Regions from separate parts of the Homo sapiens genome. Here region 2 is linked to region 1. Evidence: read pairs that join two places in POLR2A ChIA-PET (ENCODE). Cell type or tissue: MCF 10A. All regions are shown on one strand. Each heading gives the region's core, and the rest is flanking DNA. Links, peaks and the distances in the headings are about the cores only.

Evidence for each region. ChIA-PET counts read pairs that join two places held together with the same protein. Peaks named below come from ENCODE experiments on the same cell type or tissue, not always from the same donor. Only the 100,000 strongest peaks of a DNase experiment are listed, where the experiment ranks them.
Region 2: POLR2A ChIA-PET joins it to region 1 with 14 read pairs; 2 of 35 experiments call an interaction of 5 or more read pairs at or near these places.

What each region holds. Positions count from the first base shown.
Region 1 is chr15:93,834,411-93,839,491 of GRCh38, reverse strand. No RefSeq gene overlaps it. Among named protein-coding and RNA genes, the nearest start is that of LINC02207, 20 kb to the left of the region's middle. In MCF 10A, for the core only: no CTCF peak of the experiment used is centred there; a DNase peak (open chromatin) is centred at 1,841.
Region 2 is chr15:93,939,878-93,944,958 of GRCh38, reverse strand. The region is part of intron 2 of LINC01580 (long intergenic non-protein coding RNA 1580); the gene reads right to left. All of the region lies in intron 8 of LINC01581 (long intergenic non-protein coding RNA 1581), which reads left to right. Among named protein-coding and RNA genes, the nearest start is that of LINC01580, 42 kb to the right of the region's middle. In MCF 10A, for the core only: no CTCF peak of the experiment used is centred there; a DNase peak (open chromatin) is centred at 2,338.

The DNA of each region.
Region 1 (5,081 bases), core at 863-3,362:
CATGGGCTGTAAAATTAAGAACCCCCTGTTGTGACATCTCACAGAACTGTATATTCTAGAAAACCTAGCTTCTCTTTCAATGGCCACAGAGGCAGCATCCACCCACTGTTTCTATCTTTGAGTGTTACTGGTGTATTTTTGCTGTATTTTAAGTCTGTTGAATGAACAATTTTTAAATCTTGGAGCAAGAAAAAATTTAAGATTTGTCTTATCTTAGCCTCCTAACCCATTAGTTTGTGAACTATGCTAACATTACAAGCTTTTGCCCTCTCTTTGTGGATACCAGCTATGGACATTGAGTCACAGAGAGATAGGTGGTGGGGAAACTAATATTTGCTAACCACATACTAGGCTCTACAATTGTGGGTATTTAATTTTGTCATTTTATTTAAACTTCACACAAATCTATTTGCTAAGTATTCTGACTGCCATTTTACAGATCAAAGAATAATGGTTGTGATAGTTAATATTGAGTGTCAACTTGACTGGATTGAAGAATGCAAAATATTGCTCCTGGGTGTGTCTGTGAGGGTGCTGACAAAGGAGATTAACATTTGAGTCAGTGGACTGGAAGAGGCAGACCCACTCTCAATCTGGGTGGGTACCATCTAATCAGCTGCCAGCACAGCTAGAATAAAGGAGGCAGAACGTGGAAGGACTAGATAGGTTGAGTCTTCCAGCCTTCATCTTTCTCCCATGCTGGATGCTTCCTGCCCTCAAACACTGGACTCGAAGTTCTTCAGCTTTTGGACTCTTGTATATATAACAGTGGTTTGCCACGGGCTCATGGACCTTCAGCCACAGACTAAAGGCCGCACTTTTGGCTTCCCTACTTTTGAGGTTTTGGGATTCGGACTGGCTTCCTTGCTCCTCAGCTTGCAGAGGACCTATTGTGGGACTTCACCTTGTGATTGTGTGAGTCAATACTCCTTAATAAACGCCCTTTCAAATATACATCTATCCTATTAGTCCTGTCCCTCTAGAGAACCCTGACTAATACAATAGCTAAAAGAGACTAAGAAAGATATCCATTATCTACACAGTCAGTGAACAAGAAATCGAGCCCATGGCTAAGTGGCTTTATGTAAATACAGTTTCTACCCATTAGACGCCATTGCTGGCATAAGCATCATGGCGTCTGTCTGGAACAAGGCAGGGAATTCAGGGCATATCTACCCAAGCACTGGCAACTCTGACCATGAAGAAATCTATTTAACCTTTTCCACTCACTAGATACTATTTAAGCGTCATTCACATATCAAAGAGTAGCTTTCTGGGAAAATAATCCAAAGTGAGAAGAAGTGAGAAAGGGAGTTTTAAATCATTCTATGGATGACAATGGCAGGGATGTGTAATGAAGGGGCCAATCTTCCTGGGAGCCACTAGCAGTTGCAGCTGACTGCCTTTAACTTCAATCCACACATTCAAAACAATGGTTGCAAGGAGAGATGTCTGCAAGGCCAAGCATAGCAACACTGGCTTCCACCCTTGGTAAATGGTGGCAAAGACGGTGGTGGGGGAGAACAGTGTGAAAAGAATAAAAACTATATGGCAGCCAGATGTTCAACTCACAATAAGTAATTTTTCAGTGTCACTTTCACAGCTCACAGATCCTGGATCTTCTGCTTTGAAGAAAGTTTGGGCTTTGGCAGAATCGGGTGCTATTAGCCCAAAGAATGAAGCTCATGACTTAAGAGTTTCCATCACGACTCTTGTCAGGGGAAGCATTCTTTCCCAGGCACACCTCTCTTTGTCTCTGGGTTTCAGGAGCAAAAGTTCTGCAAGAGTCTCTAAGGTGAGTCAGTGCCTGTGAGCCCTGGTTGCTCTTCCAATTTAAGACCTCAGGGTTGAAATAAAGCCAGACTATGGAGCAAACCCTAATCCCTTGGAGTTTGGATGTTTGTTCATGCAGAATTTAGTGCTGTCTCAACAGACAGGCACAAACATGTTTCTTAAAGCAGGGGTGAAAGGCATGTGAGGCAGGAAGAAAATATCAAATTGAGCGCTTAGGAGAAGCTTCAGTTCCCTTCTCTAGTTCTACAAGAGTGTGTAGAAAACCAATATACATTGTAAACCAAAAATAAAATCCTACATCCCCCAAATGACTGAATGGACCCCTCTGGGCCAAGGGGAAGCTGAAAAACTGAATTCCTGACCATGATGGGAAAAGAGCTCAGACATACCTCATTATACCCCCTCACTTTTGGAATTTAGGCACAACTGACCAGCATTAACATTAAAATAGAGATCATGTAACTGCTAAAGCAGACTCTTTGTGTCAACAAGATACCAAATTCTAACCTGAATCTGGGATAGCATCACATGACACATCGCATGCCCTAAAGGAAATCAAAATATTTTACCCCAAAATATAATATAGTTATATAGTTCTCTGACATATATTTCTTTTTCTTTTTCTTTTTTTTTTTTTTTTTTTTTTTGAGACAGAGTCTCACGCTGTCACCCAGGCTGGAGTGCAGTGGTGCAATTTTGGCTCACCGCAACCTCCGCTTCCTGGGTTCAAGTGAGTGTCCTGGCTCAGCCTCCCAAGTAGCTGGGTTTATGGGCACCCGCCACCACGCCCAGCTAATTTTTTGTATATTTAATAGAGACGGGGTTTCACTATGTTGGCCAGGCTCATCTCGAGCTCCTGACCTCATGATTTACCCACCTGGGCTTCCCAAAGTGCTGGGATTACAGGCTGAGCCACCTCACCCGTCCTCTCTAACATATTTTTAAATGGCCCTGCAAAGCCCTCTCTTGTGGCAGAAATTAGCCTCTGTATAGAATCTCCTCTTACTAGGTCTTTACTGGATCCAGAAGAGATTTAACTGAGATTCCAAAACCTTTTAATGTCCAAAGAAAGGCATTTACCATCCTTTCTCTCTGAAGCCTGCTGCTTAGAGGTTTCATCTACGTAACAAGAACCTTGGCTTCTACAGCCTTCCCCATCTTAACTCAAGCATTTCTTTCTACTGAATTCAACTTTTTCGACAAAGCTTAACTCTTTCAAGCAATTACCAATCAGAAAATCTTTGAAATTACCTGTGACCTGTAAGCCCCACCCCCGCCAATTGCCAATCTGCACTTTCTGGGCTGAACCAATGTATACCTTACATGTATTAATTTATGTTTTTGCCTGTAACTTCAGTTTCCCTAAAATGTATAAAACCAAGCTGTAACCCAACCATCGCAGGCACATTTTCTCAGGACCTCTCAAGATTGTACCCCACGCCATGGTCAGTCATATTGGCTCAGATAACCTCTTCAAATATTTTACAGAGTTTGGCTTTTTTCATCAACATCAAACATAATTCTCTAAATAAGTTTTATACAGAATTTCCCAAGGTTTAATTCACTGTAAGAACACAGATTGAAATATAAAGCTTCTCTCTCTGAGTGGTGACATTACGGGCAATTCTACTTTTCCTTTGCATATGTATTTCTCAAGTTTTCTGCAATGATATTGCTTACAAGAGAATGACAGAGGAAGGAAGAATGGGAGGAAAATCAGATAACTTCAAACCTCACTATCTAGTACTGCTCAATTCTACCTTGGTAACTGAAGCTGGACATCCATTAGTATATTTTCCAAATATGCTTTTGTTGACAAGACACAAATTAAAATGTGACTATAAACTGGCATGGGAATCTGCACCTCAATTTTAATAGCAAGAAGAAAAACAAGGCGTTGAGCAAATGAAAGAGCATAAACACAAGGAAACATAGGGGAAAAAACAACCCCGGGAAGAGCATGGCAGAAATAATGGGACTCACCAGCATCCATTCCAGTCTCTAAGTCTAAACCAATCATAGCAGTTTCACCCGCTGTGTGTGACTGGTTCAGGAACGGGTCTCTAATCCCATTCTGACCTAAGAGACTGGAGTCTACCAGCCTGAGGGTGAAGATGACTCCCAGGCTGGCAGAGCAGAGGCCTCTAAAAAGCATGATGGTATCAGGAAAGCTCTGATCAGCCACTGCATTGTCTGCCCCTCTGTGATGTAAATAATGCTTGCCATCACTATTTGAAGCCAATTTGAGGTGTGTGTTCTGCTACTTACTACCCAACATGCCTTATTTGCACAAATGGCCATGCAGACTTCCTCTTCTTCACAATTTTACCTAAGGAATGAACTTATTTTGCAATCCTGTCACACTAGTAATCTTTTCTTTTGAAAAAAGTGGGGTATTGGTTACTCTGTCATGATGATTTGTGCCCTATTTTTTGTATTTGTCCTTTTTCTTCAATCTTGCATATGCATCTTGTTATGACATTCCACCTCCTGATTTTCTTATGATTGTTCATTGCGCATGGTAAAAACATAACAGTAATTTATTGCCTGTAACTGAAGAATTATGTACATAAAGCACACATTAACATGTTAACTTATTAGGACTAATATAGTCAATTAAAATGGAAATGTTCATTTATTCAAAGGATCATGTGTCAATCTTGCTTTGGAAAAAATACTGGCATGAAATCTAGCAATAAAGAAACACACACACACATACACAAATATTAACCACTTAATTAGTGCATTTATAGTTTCCTTGACAATCTTAAAATTCTGAATTACTTAGTAAAATACAAAAAGTACAAAAAATGTAAAATTTACTTGTGTACCAGAATTAACAAATATTAACATTTTGCCAATTTTTATTTCAAGCACTTTCTATTAAAAAAATAGGAGATTAAGGATGAAGTTGAAGTTTATTCCTCCCACAACTCGTTTCTCTATTTTCCTTCCTAAAAGTATCATGAAGTTTTTAAAAAATGTTTTAATATACACATTCATCCCAATGAACAAATTATAATATCACTTTATTTCTCCTTTTCTTCTTTTTAATTTTAATTTTTTTAGACAGAGTCTTGCTCTGTCGCCCAGGCTGGAGTACAGTGGCAAGATCTCAGTTCCCTACAACCTCCACCTCCAGAGTTCAAACAATTCTCCTGCCTCAGCCTCCCAAGTTGCTGGGATTACAGGCATGCACCATCACATCCAGCTAATTTTTGTATTTTGAGTAGAGACAGGGTTTCACCATCTTGGCCAGGCTTGTCTCGAACTCCTGACCTCAGGTA
Region 2 (5,081 bases), core at 855-3,354, 110 kb before region 1:
GAAGAATGGATAAAGAAAATGTGGTACATATACACAATGGAGTATTATTCACCCATAAAAAAAGTATGAGATTCAGTGATTCGCAACGACACGGTGGAACTGGAGGTCATTATGTTAAGTGAAATAAGCCAGGCAGGGAAAGACAAACATCACATGTTCTCACTTATTTGAGGTACCTAAAAATCAAATCAATTGAACTCATGGACCTAGGGAGTAGAAGGATGGTTACCAGAGCTTGAGAAGGGTAGTGGGGGGATGGGGGAAGGTCGAAATGGTTAATGGATACAAAAAAAATAGAAATAATTAATAAGACCTACTATTTGATAGCAGAATAAGATGACTAAAGTCAATAATAACTTCATTGTACATTTTAAAATAACAAATGGCATAATAGGATTGTTTGTAACACAAAGGATAAATGCCTGAGGGGATGGACACCCCATTCTCCATGATGTGCTTATTTCACATTGCATGCCTGTATCAAAACATCTCATGTACCCCATTAATATATACGCCTACTATGTACCCCAAAAATTTTTTTAAAAATAAATAAAATTTGCCGGGCGCGGTGGCTCACGCCTATAATCCCAGCACTTTGGGAGGCCGAGGCGAGTGGATCACAAGGTCAGGGGTTCGAAACCAGCCTGACCAACATGGTGAAACCCCATCTCTACTAAAAGTACAAAAATTAGCCGGGCGTGGTGGCGGGCGCCTGTAATCCCAGCTACTCAGGAGACTGAGGCAGGAGAATTGCTTGAACCCAGGAGGCAGAGGTTGCAGTGAGCCGAGATCACGCCACTGCACTCCAGCCTGGGCAACAGAGTGAGACTCTGTCTCAAAAATAAATAAATAAATAAATAAAATGTATGTCTGATCTAAAAAAAGCTAATAATGATAGCTCCTTTATTGAGTGCTTACTGTGCGCCTGAGATGGTTCCAACCATTTTCTTTACAGGTTGCTTTATTTCCTCCATCTGCACAGATGAAGAAACTGTGGCACAGCCAGGTCCAAGCACTTGCCCCAAGCAGTTACTCAGTGGCAGAAGCAGCTTTTGAACTGAGATAAGCCTGTGCACTAATCTGCTATGGTACAGACCTGCCTTTTGAGATATACCGAGCCAAGACTGGCTTTGTCTAGTGTGCCAAACGAACAAGGCCCTGGGAAATTGCTTAGCAGTGACAGTCACGTCTCAGGAATGGCTGCTGAATATGAACAGGGACTGCCAGACAGCTGCTTCCTGATCTAATGGCCTCTCTTTCTAAGGGCTGTCTTCCACATCTACTACGTGGATCACATTCAAAAGCAGGGCTATGCTTCTTCTGGAAGCAAGGAGCTACCTTGAATACAGAAAAATATTCAGGTCTTTATTGCCATCGTAAATTACTTGTGGCCTTGTGAAAGGCTGAGGATGTCGCCAAGCAGGAAACTGTCAATATACCATCAAAGCCTCCCCACCCCATCCTGGCCCCCAATCTGTGCATTGATTATTGTTCTACAAAACCAGCAAAAAATAAATGTTTAAACTAAGTTCAAAAATGAAGCAAAATAATACCCTCTAAATATATGTCTCTCCGTGTGTATTTAATGTATCAATTTATAGTCAAAAGCTAGAAATTATCTACCAAGGAGGCAATTTATACTGTATTTTTTGTCCCTAGAGGAAAAAATGCATGCCTTCTCACAGAATAGCAAAATTTGCAATATGATTGTTTTATATATATTTTAGGCCATTTGTGCAACAAATAAAATATTTTTAAATCAACCAGAAACAAGTCATATTTTGTAATAGTATTAAAAAATAGAATCTATTAGTTACATGCCTCATTTAAAAAGGCTGAATTGTTGGCGGGCAATTTGAGGGTATTAGTTGCATGGAAACACTTGCTTTGGATGGTTGATCACGATTTTATGTTTTAATTCAACACAAGATTAGTTGTTATTTTGATTTGTCCAACTCTAATATCATTGAATATTAAATCATTCACCAATACACTTTCTATTTCTCATTTTTTTGATAATGATGAATATTTAAAAAATAAAAATGCCATTCAAAAACAGGGCTTTCTTTCCTATATTGTTGATGCAATTTTCTACTCTGTAATTCTGACTATATTCCACATATATAACTAATGTGTTTGTCAATCACTCATTGATTCATTCATTAAAAATATATTTATTGAGCCAGGAATATATGTCAGGAACTGGGTTAGCTGCAGAGGGACAAAATGATGAGCAATATGGTCATATTTCCTGTTTTTAAGAAGCTTATGGTCTTGAGCAAGTGTTGGCAAAGCTTTTCTCTAAAGAGCCAGGTATTTTAGTTTTGTGGGTAGTTGCAACTACTTAACGCTGCTGTTACAGTGTGAAAGCAGCTATGAACAATATGCAAATGAGTTAACATGGCTATGTTCCAGTAACACTTAATTTTGCAAAAACAGATGGTGAGCTGGATTTGACCCGAGGGCTGTAGTTTTCCAATCCCTGGTCTAGAAAGGAAAGTAAATATTTATCAAATAATCACACAGATTATTTGCCATGGTAAGTTTGCTAGTTGTAATTCACAGTTGGCTTAAGGGCCATGAAAGACAGCTGCCTTTCACTGTAAGCATGAGCAATAGACTGGTTCCAAGTGGACAAAAAGGTCAGAGAAGTATCTCCTGGGAGAGGAACTATTGAGCTGAAGTTTGAATCAAGAAGTAGATGTTAACCTGGTAAAGAGCGAAGGAAAGAGCATTGCATGCAGCAGGAACAATATACGCAAAGGCCTTGTGATGCAAAGCTGTTCTAGTTTTACGGAGTGAAGGAAGACCACAGTGATTGAAACAAAGTAAACAAGAGGGAGTGCCATAAAACATGGAGACGTGGACAGAGCTTTTCAGATGACTAGATATTGAACAATGCTAAAGTGAAGAGTGTTTTGTTAGGTCTCCCCAAAGGGCCAACTCTCAGCTTCCATTTATAAATCTGGACCGGGAGCCCAAAGCTAAGGTCATTTCCCCCAAACCAAAGCAAGGCTGTGAGGTTCAGTCATGCGTCTCCTGAGAGTGGAAACTTGGCCTTAACTGACTTTACTGCTGTGGGTGGACACATGGCTGGACACAGTGAGGAATGAAGGAGCCAATTTGAGGGCAATCGGAAGACTCAACTGGAGTCTTGGCTTCCCCATGTGACCTTCATGAAATCATGAATACTCATGATGTAACAAACTTTAGAGATCATCCAGCTCTGCAGTTTTCACCTCGTATTTCCAGGATCCCCAGATTTCTGCAAAAAATACTCTGGAAAGCCCAGGTAGGTGAGGAAGACAGTGGGCAACCAGGGTTTCAAATCATTCTGCTCTATTAAGATCTATGAAAAGATAATTGAATCCTGAATAAGATTCCACATTCTTAAAGGTGGCAGAGGGGAGGAGAAAAAAGTTTGAAATCTATTACCCTATAGACAATTTCTATTACATTATGGACACTTCCCATGGAAAGAAACCAGCTCCCCTCACTTTCCATTGTGCTTGCTGCCGCTCAGCTTGAACTACACGTCCTGTCTGATTTCTTATGCAAGGTTCTGGACATCCAGGAGAAAAAGCTCCTCCTGGGAGATTTTCTCAGATGGCCTTTGGCTGCAGTGGTGCATCTTGGGAAAACCTGAGGCTTCTGCTGACTGGCTGTACATTGTGCACCATAAGCCTGTCCTCTGAAATAGATATCAGTTCACCCTCCCTTCTTATGCACAGGCCTGTGGTCCCATTCAAGGACATCAGATGGGTAAATAAAGTAACTCTGCAGACACTGAAATGCAAAATGTAAATGGGACATGGAAACTGAAATGTCCTGTTATAATTCAGGACTTTTCAATTATTTATTTCAGGACTAATTCAATTATTTCTTTCAAATTTTATTTTAGATATGGGGGTACATGTGCAGGTTTGTTGTCTGAATATATTGTGTGATGCTGAGGTTTACGGGTCTGAATGCTCCTGTCACTTAGCAGAGTACCTAATAGTTTTAAAACCCTTTCCTTCTCTCCCTCTCACCTCCAGTAGTTCCCAGTTTCTATTGTTCCCATCTTCATGTCCACGAGTATCCAATATTTAGTTGTCACTTACAAGTGAGAATATACAGGACTTGGTTTTCTCTTTCTCCACTAATTCTCTTAGGTTAAAGGCCTCCTCATGCATCCATGTTGCTGCAAGGGACATGGTTTTATTCTTTTATATGGCTGTGTAGTGTTTCATGGTGTATATGTGCTACATGTGCTTTATCAAATCACCTAGGTTGATTTTATGACTTTGCTATTGTGAATAGTGCTGTAATGAATATCCAAGTGCATATTTCTTTTTGGTAGAATAATTTGTTTTCTTTTCAATATATACCCAGTAATAGGATTGCTGGGTTCAATGGCAGTTCTGTTTAAAGTTCCTTGAGAAATCTCCAAACTGCTTTCCACAGTGGCTGAATTAATTTACATTTCCACCAGCAGTGTATAAGTGTTATCTTTTCTCTGCAGCCTCACAAGCCTGTTGTTTGTTGACTTTTTAATAGTAGCCATTCTGACTGGTGTGAGATGATATTTCATGGTGGTTATGATTTGTGTTTCTCTGATAATTAGTGATGTGAAATTTTTTTATGTTTCTTGGCCACTTGTATGACTTTTTTTTTTTTTTTTTTTCTTTTTTTTGAGAGGGAGTCTCGTTCTGTTGCCCAGGCTGGAGTGCAGTGGTGCAATCTCAGCTCACTGCAAGCTCCGCCTCCCAGGTTCACGCCATTCTCCTCTCTCAGCCTCCCAAGTAGCTGGGACTACAGGCGCCGCCACCATGCCTGGCTAATTTGTGTGTGTGTGTGTGTGTGTTTAGTAGAGACAGGGTTTCACCGTGTTAGCCAGGATGGTCTCGATCTCCTGACCTCATGATCTGCCCACCTCAGCCTCCCAAAGTGCTGCGATTACAGGAGTGAGCCACTGCGCCCAGCCATGACTTCTTTTGAGAAGTGTCTATTCATGTCTTTTGCCCATTTTTTGATGGGGTTATTTATTTTTTTCTTGTTCATTGTTTAAGTTCCTTATAGATTCTGGATATTAGATCTTT